Regions from separate parts of the Homo sapiens genome. Here region 1 is linked to region 2. The links are chromatin loops, found by intact Hi-C in ENCODE. Cell type or tissue: prostate gland. All regions are shown on one strand. Links, peaks and the distances in the headings refer to the core of each region. The heading gives the core; the rest is flanking DNA. Region 1 overlaps GBP3 (guanylate binding protein 3). Region 2 has its middle 3.8 kb from the start of GBP5.

Region 1 (2,851 bases), core at 352-2,851, 270 kb before region 2:
ACCCATTATTCTTAGGTTTGGTCATTTAACATGATCCCAGACTTCTTGGAGGATTTGTTCATATTTTCGTATTCTTTTTTCTTTGTCTTTGTTGGATTGGGTTAATTCAAAGACCTTGTCTTTGAGCTCTGAATTTCTTTCTTGTACTTGTTCAATTCTGTTGCTGAGACTTTCCAAAGCATTTTGCATTTCTAAAAGCGTGTCCAAAGTTTCCTGAATTGTGGATTGTTTTCCTTTAAGCTGTCTATTTCATTGAATATTTATCCCTTCACTTCTTGTATCATTTTTTTGGATTTCCTTGCATTGGGCTTCACCTTTCTCTGGTCCTTCCCTGATTAGCTTAGTAACTAACCTCCTGAATTCTTTTTCAGATAAATCGGGATTTCTTCTTGGTTTGGATCCATTGCTGGTGAACCAGGATGATTTTTGGGGGGTGTTGAAGGGCCTTGTTTTGTCATATAACCAGAGTTGGTTTTCTGGTTCCTTCTCATTTGGGTAGGCTCTGTCAGAGAGAAGGTCTAAGGCTGAAGGCTGTTGTTCAGATTCTTTTGTCCCATGGGGTGTTCCCCTGATGTAGTACTCTCCCCCTTTTCCTATGGGTATGGCTTCCTGTGAGCCAAACTGCAGTGATTGTCGTCTCTCTTCTGAGTCTAGCCAGCCAGTGTGTCTGCCCAGCTCTGGGCTGGTATTGGGGGTTTTCTGTACAGAGTCCTGTGATGTGGACCATCTATGGGTCTCTGAGCCATGGATACTAAGGGAAGAAAACACCCCTCATATTGTCTTATGCCCAATTTCTGCCTCCAAAGAAAGAAGAAGTAAAAATTAAAAGGCAGAAATGAAATCCACAAGCAGACAGTTCAGCGCCACACCCTGGGCCTGGTAATTAAAGATTGACCCCTGACCTAATTGGTTATGCTATCTACAGATTACAGACATTGTATAGAAAAGCACTGTGAAAATCCCTGTCCTGTTCTGTTCCGTTCCGTTCTAATTACCAGTGCATGTAGCCCGCAGTCATGTACCCCCTGCTTGCTCAATCAATCACGACCCTCTCACGTGGACCCCCTTAGAGTTGTGAGCCCTTAAAAGGGACAGGAATTGCTCACTCAGGGAGCTCGGTTGTTGGAGACGTGAGTCTTACCAAAGCTCCTGGCTGAATAAAGCCCTTCCTTCTTTAACTCAGTGTCTGAGGGGTTTTGTTGGTGGCTTGTCCTCCTACAATACCAGTGCCTGTTCCAGTGGAGGTGGTGGAGGGTGAAATGGACTTCATGAGGGTCCTTGGTTTTGGTGGTTTAATGCTCTATTTTTGTGCTGGTTGGCCTCCTGAAAGGAGGTGGCACTTTCCAGAAAGTATCAGTGGGAGAGGGACTGGTGGTGGGCAGGGTCCTAGAACTCCCAAGATTAAATGACCTTTGTCTTCAGCTACCAGGGTGGATGGAGAAGGACCATCAGGTCAGGGCGGGGCTAGGAGTGTCTGAGCTCAGACTCTCCATGGCTGGATCTTGCTATGGCTGCTGTGGGGGATGGGGGTGAGATTCCCAGGTCACTGGAGTTGTGTACCTAGGAGGATTATGGCTGCCTCTCCTGAGTCATGCAGGTTGTCAGGGGAGTGGGAGAAGCTGGCAGTCACAGGCCTCACCCAGCTCCGATGCAAACTGGAAGGCCGGTCTCACTCCCACTGTGCCCTTCTCCCTGCCAACAGCTCTGAGTCTGTTTCCAGGCAGAGGGCAAGAGGGGCGGGCTTAAAATTTGGCTGAGGCTTTCTGCTCAGCCAAAAAGAAAAGGACTTTAGTTCTTCACCAGCCTGTGAAGTTTGCATGCTGGATTTGTGCCCTCCCCGAGTTCTGGCAGGAGGCTTCTCGCCCCATTCAAATTGTTACAAAGTTTGGTTGGAGAATTTCTTCTTTCTGTGGAGTTTTACCTGTTGCTCCTCTGGCTGACCTCCCGATAGATCCCTGTGGTGCCAGGCAGGAATGGCCTGCCTGGGGACACAGTGAGCTCCCAGGGCCTTCCAACTGCTTCCTCTACCCCTGTATTTTGCTCGGCTCTCTAACTTGACTCAGCTTCAGGTAAAGTCGGAAACTCCTCCTGCACACAAACCTTCAGCTTCTCCAGTGGGGGTGTGTGTTCCAGAGAGGAGGGTCTCCCTTTCCCACTTCTGCAGTTGGGGCAGTCAGAATATTTGGAGTGTTTCCTGGGTCCTGCAGGAGCAGTCTGCCTCCTTCAGAGGGTCTGTGGGTCCTCTTGGGATTCATCGTGTAATATTTTGAAACACTACATAATTATTTCAAGATTCTAACATATACAATCTAATCCTTATGATTCTTATAAATGTAAGTAAAATAAGGCAGATATAAAATGAAACTTTGACCAATGTTTCTATAAACAAAGGTCTGCAAACTATAGCTTGTGTGTGCCACCTGGTTTTGAAAATTAAGTGTTATTGGCACATAGCCCCACCCATTTACTTATGTATTGTCTATGGCTGCATTTGTACTGTATGCAGAGTTTAGTAGTTGAGACAGTTGACCTGCAAAGCCATAAATAATCACTATCTGGTATTTTACAGAAAAGTTAGCCAACCACTGCTATAAAGACTCAAACCTTATTATTTGGTGAAAAACTAAAAAAAAAAAAATGGAAATAAAAAAACTAGTGAAACTTATTTTATTTCTAGTTTAGTTTATTTCTAGTTCAAAAATAATCTGTAATTGCTGTAAGAAATGTCAACCACTTACCTAGGATGTTTGACAATTGGGATGAAGTCTACATATACTAAGTAATGGCAAGACAATTATTTTATTGCTCAAAAGAAAGTCAAAAAAATTCCATATTCCCTTTGGGGAAAATT
Region 2 (2,917 bases), core at 174-2,673:
TATTGTCCCTTTTTAATAAATGGATTCTAAGATCTGGACACTAAATATCTCATATTATCCTGGTTTCAATCCTACAAGACAATTTTTTTTCTATCTTTATTTTACAATGAACAGAGTGGCTGTTAGGCAGTATTTTTGGAGCTTTAGTTCCTAGACAAGGATTTGTGAGCAAGGGATATTTATTTTGAAGGTGCTCATAAGAAACGGGGTAGGACAGTGGGAAAGTGAAAACTGGAACGGAATGAAGCCAGTGACTGGGAACATATCTAGCAGGTTTTGTTGTGGGAACCAGGAGTTAGATCTCCTCAGGTAACTCTAGGAAACAATGTAAAATCTGCCTCCAATTTCCCTCTTGGGTGGGTTAGAAACCTGGGGTACTTTTCTTCCAACTTCCTTTCATTTCTGGATAAAGACTGGTCCTGAAAGCATAACCCCCTTGCACTCCTGACCTGGCCCACGTGTGGGCTGAGAAAAAATGCTTAGATGAAGGATCTCTGATGTTTGCAGTGAGATGCCATTGGAATGTGCAAGGTTGAGTGATAAAGGGAGATGGCCTTCACAGATGTTGTGGGTATCCCATCCATATTGCCCCTATCTTATGCAAAGATCAACCTTTCCTTAATGGCTTCTTCAATTTTGTGGCTGGTCGTTAGTTTAAATATATATATATACACACACACACACACACACACAATAGGAAAGTCTAAGCTATAGTCCTCTTTGCTGCAACTGATTTTGTGATCCTAACTGATATTCAAGATCTTCTCCTCTATTACCCATTCTAGGTTTTGCTCATACTTGATCAGGAGTTCTCCTTGTCTAGGTTGCCTTCTCAGTGGAGAGAAACATTTCTTCATTTCTGAGAAACCAGAAGACCTATTTCTGTGCTTTAATAAGGCTGTAGTTACTTCCAGTGCATCTTAACAGGCCATGCAAGCACCAAGAGTATCCCAGGGAATCCTTTGAGTGCCAGCCATACTCCTCCCTGCTTCCATTATGTACTATTTCCTCACAGAAACCATAATCATTTAAGCTTGCCAGTAGATCAATCCTTTTAATTGCCTGCTGGCTTGTCTACAAACATGAAATTCATAAAATGACCAGGTGGCAGCTATAGTTTCAGATTTAGTAGAACTTTACTATGACCCCTGGTAGAAAAACTGCTTAACTTCACCCTGAGAACTGGCCCTCTAGTCCAGCAGACTAGACAATGGATCACAAATTCACAAATAATTCAACGGAGAATACTCCTACTTTAACGCTTTGGTTCCCAGGCTCATATATTCCAGCTAGCATATAATATCCTTTAGTTATCCAATTATATACTGCATATTGAATGACAGTCCCCAACCCCACAATGGTCTCTACTGGCCATTCCAGTTTTGTTAGGCTGGCAGCTTTTAGATGATGTATAAGGACTAGTGGATTCCATGGTTACATTCGCATTGTTGTGCCTCTTTACTGTAAAGTAAAACTTTCAAAACTTTCTCTAAGCTGATGTTTAGTAGGATTTTAGGACATTTAAACAGACACTGCAAGTCCTCGAATAGGTGCTGGCTGAACCACTCTCAACAGGGGAATATCCATACCCAGAATTTATGTCAATTTCAGTAAAAAAAAAAAAAAATCACAGACTCCTCCAAGGTGCAAAAGGACTGATTTGATCACCTTGACATCTAGTGGTCTGGTTGGTCTTCTTGAAGGGTGGTATTATACTGAAGGCTCAGTGTCAATTTTTGTTGTCTTTGGGCCAATATTTAACGTGTAGTGAGATTGGCCTTGGTGAGAGGAAGCCCAGGTTGATGGGTCCATGCAAAGATTTCATCCCTGCTACCGTATCTGTTCTGTGCAAACACTAGGTAGCTGAGGATAAAGCCTGGCTCAAATCTACTGGATAAGTCATTTTAGCCACCTGGTTTGTTCAGTGTCTCTCTAAAACCTATATACTCTGGTTGACATTGACTTAAGACATAAAGATCCACACACTTTATGCACTTATTCCTATAGATTTACCTACAGACCTGTTTATTTCTGATCCTACAATTGTGCCAAGGCCAACTACATAAACCATTCTCCACTGCTCAAGATTCTGTATATAGCCTTACTTCAGGCCACTTCTTCCTTTACACAAAATTGCTTACCTGTTAACTGTTTAAAATCTGTCCACAGAGAACATTTCACAACAATATTTTTGGGGGCCATCCCTAGCTGCAGCAGCAATGTATTTCAATTTGGTTTCTATAAATAATAGACATTGGAGACTACAGAAGATGGGTAGGTAGAAGTGGGGAGAGGGTTGAAAAGTTACCTATTAGGTACGATGTTCACTATATGGGTGATGGATACAGTAAAAGCCAAGATTCCACTGCTATACAATACAGGCATGTAAGAAATCTGCCTTTGTACTCCCCAAATCTATACTAATAAAATTTTTATGAATAAAAATAAACAAAAACTAATCCAACTAAAATTCTAACTATTGTAAAAATTAATTAGTATTAAAACTAAAAGTAAAGATATTTTCAGACAAAAAAGTAGGAAAACCCAAACACTGGAATTAGAACAGATAATTTTATGCCTGGAGTTATGCTCTCAGGTATGTTGAAAACTTCTTGTATACACTTTCAAAATTCCACTGGCCTCATATCTTACTACATCCTCTGCTGACATCACCATTTCAGCAGCTTTGCACAGGCATCACTGGGTTGGTGCTTCATATTTTCGATGCTTCTGCAGCTAGTATTCCAGCAAGAACTTGCTCAACACCTTTTCATGTACAACACAGAACTGTGAGAAAGTTATCATGCATGATAGAAGCCAATGAGGAAATGGCTTTCTTTCTTGTTTTCTGTGTGTTCCATTCTGACGTGCCTCTCATAACATGTTTTAGAGAACAGTGGTGAAATGGAATAGCGGT

Evidence for each region. Hi-C counts contacts between places; a loop is a spot of excess contacts. Peaks named below come from ENCODE experiments on the same cell type or tissue, not always from the same donor. Only the 100,000 strongest peaks of a DNase experiment are listed, where the experiment ranks them.
Region 1: it touches region 2 in a loop (2.5-fold over the local background); 38 of 110 quality-filtered maps call a loop at or near these places.

Annotation. Positions count from the first base shown.
Region 1 is chr1:89,004,015-89,006,865 of GRCh38, forward strand. GBP3 (guanylate binding protein 3) reads right to left here. Exons shown (of 11, transcript NM_018284.3): 11 at 2,666-2,851. Among named protein-coding and RNA genes, the nearest start is that of RBMXL1, 13 kb to the left of the region's middle. In prostate gland, for the core only: no CTCF peak of the experiment used is centred there; a DNase peak (open chromatin) is centred at 1,737; H3K27ac peaks cover 935 bases.
Region 2 is chr1:89,275,169-89,278,085 of GRCh38, forward strand. It overlaps the pseudogene LOC100421401. Among named protein-coding and RNA genes, the nearest start is that of GBP5, 3.8 kb to the left of the region's middle. In prostate gland, for the core only: a CTCF peak has its summit at 1,730; no DNase peak of the experiment used is centred there.